2 separate regions of the Mus musculus genome follow, and region 1 is linked to region 2. The links are chromatin loops, found by intact Hi-C in ENCODE. Cell type or tissue: gastrocnemius. All regions are shown on one strand. Each heading gives the region's core, and the rest is flanking DNA. Links, peaks and the distances in the headings are about the cores only.

Evidence for each region. Peaks named below come from ENCODE experiments on the same cell type or tissue, not always from the same donor. Only the 100,000 strongest peaks of a DNase experiment are listed, where the experiment ranks them.
Region 1: it touches region 2 in a loop (13-fold over the local background); 38 of 42 quality-filtered maps call a loop at or near these places.

What each region holds. Positions count from the first base shown.
Region 1 is chr13:114,789,353-114,797,968 of GRCm38, reverse strand. All of the region lies in intron 1 of Gm34790 (a long non-coding RNA gene), which reads left to right. Among named protein-coding and RNA genes, the nearest start is that of Gm34790, 25 kb to the left of the region's middle. In gastrocnemius, for the core only: CTCF peaks have their summits at 4,463 (motif pointing right) and 6,249 (motif pointing right); a DNase peak (open chromatin) is centred at 4,471.
Region 2 is chr13:113,873,675-113,882,290 of GRCm38, reverse strand. All of the region lies in intron 1 of Arl15 (ADP-ribosylation factor-like 15), which reads right to left. Among named protein-coding and RNA genes, the nearest start is that of Arl15, 83 kb to the right of the region's middle. In gastrocnemius, for the core only: no CTCF peak of the experiment used is centred there; a DNase peak (open chromatin) is centred at 4,686; H3K4me3 peaks cover 370 bases.

The sequences.
Region 1 (8,616 bases), core at 70-8,069, 920 kb before region 2:
AATAACAGAATTAAGTTTTCCCTGGGCCCATCACCTATCTAGTCTCAGTTCTTTGACACTGTAGCAGTGTCAAGTACGGCTTCCATCTCATAGAATGTGGCTTACGTCCAATGTGAAAGTGGATAACTCCTATAACACGTGTACCACTATTACACCAGCGTACACAGGCAGGTCAGAGTTTGTACCTGGGGGATAGGATTGCCTTTTTTCCTCCAGTAGCACACAGAATACCTTGAACCATGAACACTAGCTGTTAGTGGTAAGACTTCTATTAGGCACTATCTACACTTTCTCTATGTTTGATGTCACTACATTTTTAACCTACACAGCTGCACATTAATCTGTAGCTTTGGGTTTCTGAGGCCTAATTAAAACCCTATCAGTGTATCTGTCTCTTTAAATACTCAAGACTGTGCCACAACCTACTGTATCCTATTCCTCCGTGTCCCATGTCCCATCTAGCATTTATTCTTACTCCTGTTTACTCTCTCTCCTCCCCCATCACTCCTCTACTTCTCCCTCTGTCTCTCCCTTCTCTCCCACCTCTTTATTTTGTTTAACACTTTTTATTATTCGTTATGAGTTTCACATCATGCACCCAATCCCCTGCTCATCTCCCCTCATATACATCCTTCACCCTTACAACCTACTCCCCCCAAACACAACACACACACAAACAACTACAACAACAAACAACAACAACAAAACAACCCAAAGTATAGAAAATATTTCATCATGGAAGCTGTAGTGTGTCCCATGTGTCCCATAGTATACTTCTCTGATCACACATTTTCATTTGCAAATGTTCATTGCGTTGAATCATTGGTCTGGTTCAATATCTCTGGCTTCTGTGACAACATGAATATTGGATCCTGTCTTAGTTAGGGTTTTACTGCTGTGAACAGACACCATGACCAAGGCAAATCTTATAAAGGACAACATATATTTGGGGCTGACTTACAGGTTCAGAGGTTTAGCCCATTATTATCAAGGCAGGAGCATGGTGGCATCTAGGCAGGCATGGTGCAGGCAGAGCTGAGAGTCTAAAGCTTCATCTGAAGGCGGCTAGTGAAAGACTGACTTCCAGGCAGCTAGGGTGAGGGTCTTATAGCCTACACCCACAATGACACACCTACTCTAACAGGGCCACACTTCCTAATAGTGCCACTCCCTGAACCAAGCATATACAAACCATCACATTCTACTCCCTGGCCCCATAGGCTTGTTAAACATTTGAGTCTATTGGGGGAGGCATACCTAAACATAGCATAATGCAAAAATATATTTAGTCCAACTTCCAAAGTCCCCATAGTCTCTAGCAGTCTCAACAATGTTAAAAGTCCAAAGTTCAAAGTCTCTTCTGAGATTCATCCAATCACTTAACTATAATTCCCAAAGCAAGACAAGAAACCAGCAGGGCAAACTCCAAACTCTTCATCTCCCTTCTAATGTCAAAGTGGTCGTTAGATCTCCAACTCCTTTTTCATCTTTGATGACTGCAACAAACTTCTCTCTCCTGCTCTGGTTTCATTCCCTGTTAGCATCTTTCCTCAGCAGATATCAACGTTACAGCTTCTTGTTCCAATGTCTGAGATCCACACATGATTTTCTGGGCTCCTCCAAAGGGCTGGTGTCACTTAGCTCTGCCCTCTGTAGCACTCTAAGCTCAAGCTGATCCACTCCATTGCCACTGCCGTTCTTGTTGATTATCCCATGGTGCTGGGATCTTCTACCAAGCATATACAAACCATCACAGATCCTCACTGGGAGTCCTCACAACAATCCTGTTGTTGTTGCCCTGTGTCATGGAGATCCCGAAGCTTTGGAACAGCAGAACCAGCCCTTTCACGAGTCCCAACCATTTGAAGATGATGCAGATTTTGGGATGGGCCAACTCAGAGCCCTGAATCTCAGCCTGGGTGGCAGCTGAGCTGGTCAGTACTCAGGCTTTCCCTTACCTGCTCCAGCTAGGCTACCCAGTGCCACCATCTGCAGAAGGCAGGGTCAGCTCTCCAGCCCTCATGCCCTTGGAGCCAGCTCACCTGTGCCCGCACCTCCAAAGCCAGCTCTGCTAGGATGCCCAGTCAAGACTCGAGAACCCACTCTTCCGAGTGCTACAGGCAGAAAGGGCATGGGATATCTCACCCACTCACACCCTTGGGTCTGACTCACTGGATTGCCCAGGCAAGATGCAGGACTTGCTCTTCCTAGTGTTGTAGTGGGTGAGGGACAGGGCCAGCTCATCTGCTCTCATGACCCCAGGGTCAGCTCTCCCAACTGCAGCAGGTGATAAGGGGCAAGAGGGCATCACCCACGCACACACACAGGCCACCTCACAGCAGATGGGTGGCAGGATCAACTCTCCCATGCTCTCACCCTTGGAGCTGGCTCACACATGCCCCCTTGACCATGGCCAGCCCTTTTGTGCTACCCAGGTGAGGTGCAGAGCCTGCTCCCCCAAGTCCTGCAGCTGATGAAGGGCAAGGATAGCTCTTCCAAGCTCATGACCTTGTAAGAAGCTTTATGGTAATGTGAGCCACAGATATCAACACTGACCCCTGGCACTGCATAGCCATGGACTCAGACATGGCCCTTGGAGGCAGCTTCGGCTGGGACCTCACCATGGCCCGAGGTGGCAGGGCTGTCCACTCACAACAGGCTACTTCATTCCATTCTCAAGTCTCCAGTTCCATCTCTCTTCATAATGTTCAAGTTTCTTCTCTTCCTCTTCCATCTGACTGCAGCATACTTGCACACTGTGGTGGTTCCTGCTCCAAGCCCCTGGGTAACAACACCCCCATCCACGTTTTGTGGTGTGGTGGTAAGTGGTGTCCTGTGCCAGACTCAGGAGGGCAGGTCTGTGGGTGCCATGGTGGTCAACAGGTCTCTGTCTCTCTTCCTTTTCCCTCACTGAGCTGCCTGTGTATGTTAGATTTTATTTTCTTCAACTTGATATTTATGAGTCTCAGGCATAAAACAGCTTTGGTCACCAAAGCAGGCATCAGACTAGGATGAACAAGGGACTGCCATCTGCTCTGCCCTTGACTGCTATAAGAACACTACCAACAACAGGTGTTTCTCCTTGCCCATTGCCAGGGGGTTTCCCCTTTATATGTTTTAATTTCTTCATTGCCATTTAAATTAAGATATGGTCAATCTACCATGTAGACCACAGAACACTTATGTGTTTAATGTTGGTCAACTATGTTAATTATTAATACATTTGTTTTTAGATATATTGTTTCAGGGACGAGCGCTCTTAACTCCTTGTCTTTCCACAGTCCTTCATTTGCCATAGTTCTCTGTGAAGGGATTGGGTCACTTGACATTTCCCACTTCCATGTTAGCATGTCTATTAGTGATGATATTGTTAGGGTCTTACTTAGGTAGCCCTATTGTTACAGGATTATGAGTGTAACTTCCATGCAATTCCTAGGAGACACAATTTCACAGCAGACTTCCTGGTTCTCTGGCCCTTACAACCTTTCTGCCCCTTAGCTTTAGGTACAGGAGTTGTGTTGTAGATGTACCTGTTAGGGCACCCACGATCAATTGTTCCTGTATTTTCACAAGCTGTCATTTTCTGCGATGCTCCTCTCTGAGTGCTGCAGTACTACATGGACTCAGTGGGTTGTATTTGCATATTTATGCCTATGTAAATGTAACAGAAATAACCAATGAATCTGAAAGGCAATGAATCTGAAAGGAAGTCAGGGACCAGTAGGAGGGATCTGAAGGAGAAAAGAGAAGGGTCAAATGATTTAATTATCTTTTGATTTAAAAATGTAAAACTATTAAAACAAACAGTGGATGGATCTTGGGCACTCTTATGAAAGAACAGGAGGAAGGATTGCGACCACCAGAGGGATAGGAACTCCACAGGAAGAACAACAGTCAACTAACCTGGACCCTTAGGGCTCTCAGAGTCTAGACCACCAACCAAAGAATATACACAGGCTGGACCTAGGCCTCCCCGCTCATATGTAGCAGATGTATAGCCTGGTCTTCCGGTGGGTCCTGAACAATTGGAGGGGGACTATCCCAAAGGCTGTTGCTTATACATGAGATATGTTCTTCTAGATGGGATGCCTTGTCTGAGTCATGTGCCAAGGTGTAAGGGATACCCAGGGGGCCCCCACCCACTCAGAGGAGAAAGGAAGAGGAGGAAGTATTGTGGGAGGGACTGACTGGGAAGAGGGGCTGTGAGTAGGATGTAAAGTAAATAAGTAAAAATAAATAAATAAAGACACTCAATAAACTATAAAAAGAAAAGGAAGAAAATCAAATTACTAAACAGTCCAAAGCAGCACAGTGCTTTGTGAACATCGTCCAGGATTCTTGATAGCTAATCACTTGGTTCAGGGGTTCATTTTATCATTTGTTTTCCACATGAAATTAAATATATAAAAAAAACTAAAAGCAACTTGCTATCTGCAGTACTGGCTTGCTGGATGCATGTTGTTCCTACTCACACCACATGATGGCACCATTTCAATGAACAATTGCAAACACTAGCCTCTAAAACTTGACTTTAATTATGCATCTTTTGAATACCACTAGATCGTCATAGATAAATCACGAGGATAAGTTGGAAGCTGAGGTTTCCTGACAGATTTTGCTACTGTCTTTCGATGCTGTTCTCAGAGCAAAGGAAGGTAGGTACAAAACATGGGATTCTGTTCAGACAGATGGAAATTTCAGGGCAGTTAAGGATCTTCCACTGTGCCAAGCCAAACCTGATAGATGAAAGAGTGTCCCAAACAGTAAAGCCAGCGCAGAATATTACAAAATAGCGTGAAAGATGGAGGAATTATCCTTTTACTCACAAGATAATACTATCAGGGAAAATGCGTGGACACAATCTAATCATATACAAGAAATTTGTGTTTAGCGTGTCATCTGCCTTCCTTGTCTTAGACAGAGCAAGTACTTCCTGCCATGACCCCACTTTTAAAACTGTTCCTTCCCTTCTCTAAGAGAAGAAAGAGCCTTAAAGAGTCTTTTTTTTTTAAATGTCAGACTCCGTACTCTGTGCAGCCAATTTTCAGTAATATTTATATTTCACAAACGCCTGGTGAGATGATCATGCTTACATGTTATAAGCAAAGAAGAGAAGGCAAACACTCAAGGCCTCTCGTCTAACAAGAACAAAGCACAGGTCTATTTGTGCTTCAGGTACAGCACTTACCCTTAACCCCAGGATGTTCCCATGTGGCCCTGGAATGAGTGTGCTTCTACCTTTCATATTGCCCATGTATCAGTCTGAATTAAAATGCCACCCTTATCCATACCGGGAACCTTGCTGCGAGGACTAGCCAATATACACCTCATTGAAGTACAACCACTTAAAAATTATGGTGAAAGGATCTTCCATCACTACCACGGTCCACTGGCCGTCAGGGTACACTAGAAATGTCTCTTTCAAGATTCCAAGGGTTTTCTTAGAGGGATAATTTCAGACAAAGGTACAGATTTGTGTTGTATGATTTGAAACATCTTAACCATGTTAGGACTAAAGAAAGGTCAACAGACATTGCTTCACCCAAATGTTAGATGCTAGGTTAAAAAGGCAAGGTTGGGAATCATCTGAAACAGGAAAGATTATCTAATCTAACTAACTGACTGAACTTGAATATATTCTCCAAAGTATTGGTTGGGCATCTGACCAAGTATCTTGAATGCCAGACAATTCTACAGTCAAAAAATTACGTTCGGTTTTGAGCAAGTAGGATTGTTCTTTCTATACCAAGAAGCTGGAGGTGGATGTGGCTGCTGACATTGCTGAAGGATTGCCCACTTGCTGAGAACTCCTTCAGCCCTCGGTGAGAACCGTTCGCTAGGGAAAAGGGCATTAAGAGAATCTTCGATAGGTCAGATGCTATAGGAGAACAATTGAGATGAAGACCCCATGGGATCTCTACCATAGGATTCATAAAGCATTCCACTTATATTGTAATGAACATAATCTAGTTCAACTTCGAGATGAAATATAAGTGTACTTAGTTAAACAAGCTCTAATTTGAATTAAGACAGTCAAATAATGCCAGATGAAAAGAAGAAAAAGGCTTAGAGTATAAATCTGTGCAGACATTCTTCCTCCTTTGTTAACTCCTTTTCTAGACTTTTTGCATTAAAACACCTATGTAATTAATTCAAAGACATCAAAAGTATTTCCAAAAAAAAAAATGACAGCCTCACTACTGTTTTATACATCTTTCTTCTCCAACAGCTTAAATCATCAGTGCCACCAGAGGGAGCTAGTTGATATCTTATCATCAGAATATTAATTTGATATAGTGAATTGTTACTGTATCTATGCTGTAATGCAAAATATTCAATGCACACACATAGTTGCTTGGGAAGGTTAACTTTGTTACTATTCTCTCCTCCAAAGTAACATTTCGGATTGCTTAAAATGAAATTTAAATGTGGCATTATCTCATTTAAAAGGTAAATGTTAAACAGGCCATGACAGTGCACACCTGTAACACCAACACTTGGGTGGCTGAGGCAGGAAGATTAGAAACCAGTTTTGGCTGCAGAGTGAGTTTCAGGCCAGCCTGCTGCTGCTGCTGCTGTGGGGCATATAGGTTAAAAATATGAATTAACATCATTATCAATATTAGAATGTGTTTAAATTAAAAAAATGGACAAATACAGTATTGCTTTAAACACAAAAACAAAACAAGAGCACTAAGTGCCTCCGTTTTGTGTCCAAATTCTGCTAAATGCATTGCTGTCTGTGTATGTGTCTAGGTGAATATGTTTGGGCATGGTTGGATGTGGAAGATGCTTGACCTTCTTTGATGGAAAGGATGGAGGAAAGCAATTTCCAAACTTCAACTCACTCTCGAGGTAGCATAATTTATTTTTGAGCACTGCAGTGTGGTCAGTGACATGTACAAAAGCCAGGTCACATTCCAGGGTATTTGTAAGAACACAGGTATCGCTTGATGCTGTGAGTCTTGGGGGCCTCCACAAAAGCCCTGTGATTCTTTGATCAACTATTTCTTCATCTACAGAAAGATGTAAGGAGGGGTTTAGGAGATGGGAATCATTGTGGCATGAAGTTCATTTTTCTGCTTAGACTTGTAAGATAGGTGAGGCAATAAACGCATTTCCTCACTACTAGAGTATATTTGATCAGATTTTCTGTCCCTCCTAGTGAAAAGTGCCCTAGTTCATTTACCAAATGGAACAATCTATGAAGTTATTGAGCAGTGCTTTCTCAGACATGACTCTAGGGAGAGTGGTCAACAATCGGTCAATCGCATCACTCAATTGATCAGGATATAAATAAAGGCTGAAGAACTGAAGCAACTACTTGTTTAGTCTTTACAAACTAAGGGTACTGAGAGGAAAGGGTGGGGCTCAATGGACTCCTTATCTTTGAGGAAACTTTATGGTTTGGGATCAGAAATAACTCATCTCTTCTATCCAGGGAGAACAAGAAGGTACTCTTCCACTGAGACAAAAACAAGAAGGTTCAAAAGAAGGGCTCAGAGCCTGGAGCCTGCAGATTCTTACTCTTGAAGAAGATAGAGTTCCTGGCTAGAAGCCTGAGTGAGCCCTACTATTTAACGTGCACATGTTTCTGTCTGGGTTGGGAAATAAACAGCCAAAGACAGTCAACGGGGCTAGATCTGTGATACAGGCCTGTAATCCAAGCTTCTCAAGAGGCTGAGGCAGGAAGGTCACAAGTTCAAAGTCTGCCCTGGGATACAAAGTGAGTTTAAAACTAGTCTAGGTAGTTTAGGGAGAGCTATCTCAAAATAAAATGTAAAAAGAAGGCTGAGAATATACTTCAATGGTAGAGCACCTACCTATAGGTAAGTTACATGTACTGTGTTCAATTCCCAGTACCACCGAAGAGAAATGGGGTGGGCAAGGAGAGGAAGAGGGACGGGGGACAAACAAAGAGGTAGTTCGTCTCTACCATCACTTGTGGCAAAGACAACTGAGCTGACTGTAGTCCAAGTAGGTATTACAAAAAGTGGCCAGCTTTCAAATCTCTTGCCCTTGTTCATGGCGGTAACTGTTCCAAACAAAATTCTGGTAATAAGAAGCTATAGGTTTGTGGCACTAGGCAATGAGGGGTGAAAGTAGAAGACATATAGTTAAGAGCTGGATCTCCTGGACAGACAACCACAGAGTAGAAGGGTCCTCCTGAACCCACCCAGAGACTTGACTTGTATGAAGACCACACAAGAAAGATTCCCAAGGGAGGGAAGGGATTAAAATAAAAATTGAGATTGATGCTTTAAAGTAAGTGTAATGAGTTTTAGTGGCTCAAAGTGACTGGAAATTTATGGGATCTATCCCAGATGGTATTAAGTGACAAGAAATGAAGAATGGATTAGGCATGGTTGAAGGCAGTGACTGGAAGAAATAAATCCTTTATGTATTTATACCACACTGAGCGAACTGTTCATCAGCTCTGTGGGGATACTGGAGAACATCTCCTTCTTCATTCCGGCAGCAGAAAATGGTCCAATGATCAAAAACTTTAGCAGATTAGAAGCAGCCATAGTGAGTGTGGCACCGGTACCTTCCCATCCATAGCCGCACTGCCTTGGTTGTCTTCTGAGACATCTGGTTGAGAGAGGGCCACAGAGA
Region 2 (8,616 bases), core at 222-8,221:
ACTTTTTAAAAACACTATAAATGTGTCTTGTAAAATTTATACTGTTTCTTCTTACAGCGAATTTAAAATAGTTTTCAAGTCCAAAATGGTAAGTGCTGTAGCTGGCCAAGGACTGGACACCCTACAGCACCCTCTCTACTGTCAAAACCCTGAAGAGTCTGTGGAAAGACAGGATGGCAACGCATCTTTAGCAGAGCTTGGAAGACCTCACCCAAATGATGGTCCCCTTAACAATGTACTAGTTCATCAAAACTTAGGAAAGATCACAGAGTGTCCAGAAGAAATGTGCGTCGCAGAATACAAAGTGAGTAAGTAACCTTTCGAGTTAAGTAGAACAAGGAGAAGAAAGAAACGGCAAGAGGCAAGGGGCAGCTTTGGAAGGAGAAAAAAAAAATCATTCAACAAAATGTTCCCACTATTTTTCTGGGAAATCATCTAAGTTTACAACTTAGGTAATCAGACTCTTTCCAATAAATTGGTCATAACTCATGCTAAAAAGCAAATAAAGAGAAACCCTAATATCCTGAGGAATCAATGCAGGAAAAATGTAACTTAGGACATAGAACGGGAAGTCTTGAATGGAAGCAAAGCTGAAAAGCCATTATTTCACTATTCTGGGGGGGAGGGGATGGAACATAATGCAGAGAGATTTACCTTGAACCCCAAATTACAGCATCTTTGATGCAGCTGACAAACCGTTCACAATTCAGTTCAAACCCACATAGGAGAGGCCTTTAAAAGCAGAGTTCTTGGCAGTCTACCAAAGGATGGCTGAATGGCAAGGGCCAAAAGGGAAGGAAGAACCTGGAAGCAGCAAGGAAAAGCCACAAGGGGACCAGAGAGAGCTATCAGGGAGCCCTCTAATCCCTCCTTGCACTCAGTAATAGATACCACCTCCATTACTACTGCCTGGGGAAGAATAAGACAAGACACCCTTCTCTATCTCCACTCTGACATATCAAGACGGTCTGCGTGGGTTTTCCCAAATGCCAGGTCTCAGAGAAATGAAAGAACTTGCTTTGGTGCTTGGAGCCTTCCGCCCCCACCAAGTCAGTTCCCTCCATACTCTCTGCCATGCCACGGTCTCAGAATTCTAACCCTCCCGCCCGCCCACAGCCTCCCAGCCACTCATCCACACCAAGGGACAATAATAGGAAAACGCAGTTCCAGACATGTCTCGGCATGTTCAGGATGGAGATGGCCCTCACTCCTCAAACTGCTTTGGATGAAAGAGGCGCAAAGGCTCGTCCCTGTGACCCAAGCATTAAAAAATGCGTGCTCGGTCGGTTCCGCCTGAAAGGTCCCACCCAGAGATGCCCTGTGGCATGGCATGTGCGACCCTCCCCAGCTCTGTAGCATTGATGATTGAACACCGGAGAGGGATTTGGGTCACATTTATTTATTTATTTATCTTAAGCCCCTGTGTCTCTCGCTTTCCTCGAGGAAACCTGTGACTCTCGGAAGAGCCGTGGTAGCTGTGACCCCACGCTGGAAGGAGGTAGGATCAAAGGCAGCCTGGCCAGACATGGGAAACCATTTCCACTGAGAGTGGACATACTGCCTGTCAAAAGGTTACTCCCACCGCGATGGGACAGCAGATCACATTACTAGAAGTAACAACATGAAAGGGCAAAATCTGGCCACAGTCCCCCACATACATGTTTTTCTTTCCACCAGGGGCAAATGGGAGACACCAGCCACCTCGGAGTTCCCGTCTTATCACTTGTGGGGGGATGGGAACAGGATGGGCGAGGCGGGAAGGGAGCCTTTCCCTAATCAATACAGACCCTGAGCCGCAGCCACTGTTTAATTCCTTTTATATTTTTCTTTTCATTCAGAAACAGCTCACATTCACAGAGACTTTTCTGTCTTCAACTTTTTTTTTTTTTTTTTTTAAATCCGAGCAATCGCAAGCTATATTCTGTGGAAGACAAAATAACTTTGGAGGCGTAAATCTTAATGTCAATGACAGGAAGGCTTTGGTGAACCATTACCATAAATCTGACAAACGCTAATTTGATGGGTGGCTGTATCTGCCTGCTGCACGGACAGTCTAGACAGTCTATTGAGAAATCTTAAAACACAACTGTTTGTTCCCTGTAACACCATCTGGATGTGGCAATAAGCGCCGACCCAGTGCCATTCACACATGGATCAAAGCACATGCTAATGCTATCATGAAGTCATACACATAAAAAATTCAATCTGAGAACGCAAAGCAATTTTCCTAAGTCTTCAGTGAAGAAACCCCCAGACTTAGTGAGCGAAGTGTGTGAGGGGGGGAAGGGGAGGAAGGGGAGGGTGGTGGAGGAACCGAATATTTAATGAGCCTGGCTTCCAGAGGAATGTTAGGCCACCCATTGTATTGGGAAAAGGCTCATGTCACGCTTCAGTCTTGGTACCCGTCGGGGTGCCCCTTTACAAAAATTGATCTGAGGAGGATCTTTGTCATTACCTGTTTCAGCAGAGGGGAAGAGGGCGGACTCGGGGATGCGAAATAAAAGATGGGTACAAGGTGTAAATCGAATATTATAACGTATCGGTCTGAAGTGGCGGAGACGTTCAATACCCGCAATATGAAAAATCTTTCTCATTAAACTGAATGTGGCATCAGATCAAAGAATCGTGGGCCTCCTATTGAACTCCTTTAAATATTACAAACATAAGAGCAAGTCTGGCTGTGCATAAAACAGAAATGAAGCCCCCCACGCCACACCCCCTGCTACCCCCACCCCCTGTACCCTTATCCTACAGCAGGCTGGAGAAGGACACTGCTCATGAAATCTCTGCGTGTGGGTCAAAACACGAAGAATCTTGACGTTTCCCCACATTCAATAAGGTACCAATAAATTAAAATTGGAATTGAGCAGCACTTTCATAAACACATGTCTTCTACCATTTTAAGGCACAATTTTAAAATACATCATTAAAGGGCACAGAGGCACTCTCTGACTCTCACCACCTTGCTGCTGGAAGGGAGTTCTTGCTTGATGCAAGTGTTTCACTCCACTGGGCAGTGCTACCAGTGAGCTTGATGCCTGTGCTTCCTGGCTGGCTGACATCATCTCCCATCAGAACCTAATGGGGGTAGGGTGGGGTGTCCATGACACAAAACACCTTAGCATATGTTGTTATTATTATACTTATCTCTGTCTGCTAAGAGGCAATAAATATGTCATGTCTCTATTTCATTCACTCGGCCTAAGTCATACAAATTCCCACCGGCGTATTTTATTTTATTTTATTCTATTTTATAGTGGTTATAATCGGAGTGTCTGCATTATGTATGTATGGATGTGCACAAACACACACATTCAACTAGATGAATTGTCCTAGTGTGTTATCCAGGCCACGGGCGGTGGGTTACTCAGCAAAACCAGTGAGAAATTACATGCTTTGTCTATCAGAAGACTGTGGCTTATGCAGCAAATTTCCAGCTTGCACGGTTACTAGAGATTTACCCACATAGAGGAAGCTTCAAATGGGAACTGAGGCAAATCCCTTCTGCCCCGCAAAGTGCAGACGCTTCGTGTCCTTCAAGTGTATCTGCTGGAATATGCAGAGGCAACGCGGGATCACAGCAAGAACGCACTGCCGCTTCTAAAATGTGAATTTTTAGAAGGCCAGCCCAGGGCTATGATTTTACAGCGCTGGTGATGTATCCAGTCAATCGATGAGAAAACCAAAGACTGACAGGTGTGTGTGTGTGGGGGGGGGGGTGATGTTCTGATGTTCTTAACATTCAATTTCCAAGGAAGACACTTCCCAAAGTATTTCCTAACAAAAACATTTCAAATGTAGTATTAATAACATAATGCTTTTGTTTCTTAACGGGGGGAGGGAGGATCTACCAATTTTAACACCCCATCCAACATGGAGTTTCCCCATAGTCAAGTATGTTAAATAAGAAAACGTCTTGGAGTGCCTCAACTGCCAACCAACGGCACAAGTTTCCAGTGCGAGTGACAATGTTTTTATTTTACATTCATCCTAAACCACAGAGCTGGCTGGTTAACATAATCTAGATCTCACACACACACACACACACACACACACACACACACACAAAACACAACAACAACCCAAAAAAAAAAAAAAAAAACCCGAAAGAACAGCCTGTTTTTCTGAACTATACAATGCCTGAGAGACCTGCAGAGACCCAACACAAGAACATAATCCACCTTTTCCAAGGACGGCCCTTGTCCTAACTTCCAAAGAAATCCACTGTACAGATGTGAGCTAGCTTAGTCAGTGAGTTAATTATACGCCAAGACTTCTCAGCAGAACTAAGAACTATTCCATTGGCGTGATTCTCCGTAATGATTCGGTGGTGCTCGAGGGAGAGGTCAGATAAAAATACTGATCTAAAATAACTGGGAAATCATAACCATTCTTGTTAACCATTTTATATATTTATACTGACTGCCTTTACAAATATAATTAAACATCTATGCACTGCACCCCTATTACACGGGCTAAATTGCAACTGATAATCATGTTGTCTACCAATAATGGCTTCCTTTCAGGCTGTGGTTGTAATTCTGTAAGTTTAAAAGGGGGGAAAAAATCACCCAAACATTGCTTAATGTAGCTAATCAGGCATTTTCAAAATTAGACTGTAATGAAATGTTAGACAGTGCGTCCAAGGATCTGAAAAAGTGCTGCCGTGGAACAGTACTGCCATCTACTGACTGATGTGACACACTGCCAGGTCAGCGGCGCCAAGATGCCAGAAAGAAATCAGAAAAACCCAGGTCTCACTTTTAGAGAGAAAGATTTTTTTTTTTTCATTTTTTCTAAGCACCATTCTAAAGTGTGGCTTTGTTTTCTGGCTTTGACATGTGAGATCTTCTGTGAAAAACCCATCAAGGTTACTATCTCCTGTATTTATGAAATGATCGTGCCTAGACAGTTCCTTTCAATCCCCAAAGTGTGTTTCTCAGGCAGATCTTGCTTCAAAGAGAACAAACAGGCATAAGTCCGCAACAAGCACCCGTGGATACACTCACCCGTATGGACATTCATGAAAGCGATCTGGTGGGGGAAGTCATAAGACAAAATGGTATTCTAGGTTTTGACTGAGCTGATTAAAAAATCTATAGATAAGGTGGTTGTCACAATGGTTGCCACCAGGACTCTTGTAGCCTCCAGGAGATGGTTCTCCTATAGGAGTTCAACTGATTATTTCTAAGTCGCTTACAAGCAGATGTCAGGAGAAGGAAATACAACCGGACCCTTTGGTTTAAATGGAGCTTCTGTGATGTCCCAAGTGAAGAGTACAGATCTGCACGCAGATCATCCATTGGAGAACGTGGTACTGAGTTCCACTGTGGCTTACAGTATACAAGTTGCAATTGTGGGCTATACCTGCTAACGCTTTGGACAAAAACTGCTACAGAGGGGTCCTGTTGGTTTTTGCATTTAAAAAAAGAAAGAAAGAAAGAAAGAAAGAAAGAAAGAAAGAAAGAAAGAAAGAAAGAAAGGAAGAAAGGAAGAAAGAAAGGAAAAAAAAAGAAAGAAAAAACAGTAATCTGAAGAAAAAAAAAAAAAAAACCCAGAGATTACAGACAGAAAACATTTAGGTGACAGAATTTTTAAAAGGGGTTTAGTCTCCACTAACATAGTCCTTTTAGGCCGCATAATTGAAGAACTCTAAAGAACCACAAAATAAACTGAAAATCCCAGACATAAAGAGATCCACTTATTAATTAAAAGCAGCTCCCTTTTGCTATTAAAACAAGGTTGCCCATGCATACTTTATTGCTGTCACAGTCTTGCATGAGGCAGTATTCAAAACACATAAAAGTGAAGTTGAATAGTTCTCTATGTGCGGAGTAGAGTTAAGTCATGTCTGCTTGCACAAAACTGTTTTTGCAAAGCCGCCACAGAGAGAGGACGGGCGTGAAAGAGAGTAAAACTGCACCAAGTCTCAAGTTCACCAACCAGAGGATCGGGGGTGGGAAGGGTAGGGTGGGGCGCCTTGTGGACAACGTGAGGTGAACCAGAAAAATGCCTGAAACTCTCCCTGTTGTAAAAACTGGAACCAGAAATCAAGACAATCACCACAAAAGAGGCAGGGAACTAATTAAATAAATTATATATTAATTAAATACAAGTTCTTTGGGGACCTTTTTTTTTTTTTTTTTAAAGTCTGGGTTTTGAATCCACGAAATGTATATCATAGTGGTTTCTCTGTGAGAAAAGAAAAGAAAGAAAAAAAAGAGAGAAAGAAGCAATAGTCACTGATAACATTCCATAATGTAGTTTTATTGTAAGCACATAAGGAACTTTGTGGTCCAAAGGCTCATTGTTCATACTAAACGTCCTTTAAAGCGATTGGGTAACCAGTCTGAAAAAATCAGGAACTAAACCAAAAAGGGAAAAAAAAAAAATCTGTCCTTCTGTAGCCACAGTGAGAATAAGTCACTGACATCTTAGATTAAAGGCAGCAGTGTTAACTGAAGCCAAGACTTACCAGACTCTCTGGTCTTAAGCACAGAAAATAAAGACATTTCTGGGATAGATTTTAAAACCAATCTCCTCATTTTATGATGCACCTATAACCGCATGAGAACTTCAACTGTATGGGCAGTGGCTGACCACCGCGGTGCCCTGATTTATACATGTTTACAGATTATACGGCACTGAAAAGTTACCGGTTACCCTATGTCCACACAGGGCACTGGCAGACAGGGAAAACGTGTTTGCCATCAAGGTCAAAGAAGCTTAGAAGCTGACCCAGCTGATAAACACAGTTTACTCCCACCCTCCCACAAACTCCATTTTCTTTTCCTTTGCAGAAGACTCTAAAGGAGCCAGACAGTTTCTAGAGCCCTGTGTGGAATCTGCTACTGAACTTTAGTCAGCCGGGTTCTCCCTGTAGATGGCTTCCTGGCGCGAGTTTGACGCGTCTCCTTACCTGGAAACCCCCGTAGGGGATCCCAGGACGCAAGCATTTTCCGCTGGAATAGCAGCACCTTCCCATCATGCCACTCTCTCAGCGCCCTGGGCACTCCAAGAGACCGCGGAGCACAGTCAGGACACTATGTCCTGGTTCTGTTTACTTACAGACCTATTTTCTAATTCAATTAAATAGCAAGCCCCATATAATCTCTCTGTCTCTCTCTCTCTCTCTCTCTGAAACCATCAAGAACCCCCAGATGACACAACACATATCATTTATTACTCTTGGTGGAGCCTCTGGGAACTGGTGGCAAGCAGTAAACTGGAAGGCCAGGTTTATAAATTCAAAGTGGGGTTGGTCGATGTGTCTTTTCTTCCTCTTTAATCCTAAACAAAAATCTAGAATTTAAGGCGCGGGTCGGGGAGGTGCCACTGGCCCTTCTCCCATCTGAGACTTTGTTTCTACTGAAAACCTACGTTCTTTCCCCAGATGGCTTCACCATAATGGAGAAAAGAATCCCCACTTTTTTACCTTTAGTCTGTATCACAGGTCGGGTGGGTGTATGTGGGGTTTTTGTGTTCACTTTTGATATTCTCCATTTAGGCTCATAGTACAAGGGTTGTGGTACGTTTCATGGAAGGCGGGAGACAGGGTCACAGAAATGATTTCCTGGGCTTTTCCCGGGATTGTGTCCAAGGCCCAGAGAGAAGGGGAAACACACCTTGATACACAGGAGCCAAGGAGACTGACTTCACTGTAAATGAACCACGCTGAAAGAGAGTGCTCTTCCGGGACCTGTCTTTTATTTTACAACAGGGAAAGCACTTGAGGTGATGGTGTGCGGGCACACGCACACACACACACACACACACACACACACACACACACACACACACACACACGGGGAGAGAGAGAGAGAGAGAGAGAGAGAGAGAGAGAGAGAGAGAGATCAGTTAATGAGACTCTAACTGGTACAAGAACAAATCTATCTATCTAAAGCCCTACTCTTCCTAAGTGTGGATTTCACACAAAGACCTAGATGTAAGGGAACCGATTTTACACGAATGCCAAATTTCCATCAAGCTGAGAACAGGACAGCCCCCAAACATGCAACAAATCATGGGCTCCCAGAAACATATTTGGCCAGAAACGTAAGGAGCAGAGTCAGAAGAGAGAAAGAGCAAGAAAAGAGGGAAAGGGGAGAAGGAAAACAGAAGGGAGTCTAGAGGTAAGAACAAAAGTGAGCCAGCGTGAAATGAAGGATGAATCCTAGAAGGGTAAGAAAGGGCTTCCCGAACCCCAGGCCCTCTCCCACTCCTGGGGGATGGATGGATGCCCCTCAGCTACAAGAGCCGTCCAGTGAACAAAAAAAGCCAAGGAGGGGGCAAACTTTAAACCAGTCCCTTGGGATATTCCAGTTAGAGGAATCATCTTTAGCTAAAGATTTCAAGATCAAGTGAGGCAACAATGTAACCTTATGTTTCCGAATGTGTCCTGCAACCTCCAGGTTTGCTTGGCTGATTCCCAGAACACGGAAAACAAAACCCAAAACAGAAGGTAAAAATAGCAAAAGGGATCTGGGCCACCATACGAATCTCTCCTTTGCAGGACAGTCCAGTCCCGGTGAACTCTGGCAGGGCGGGGCCCGCAACAAACCAGAACCGCTGCTTTGTTCATCAAGCGTGGGAAGTCGGTCCCTTTTAAGGGGTTGG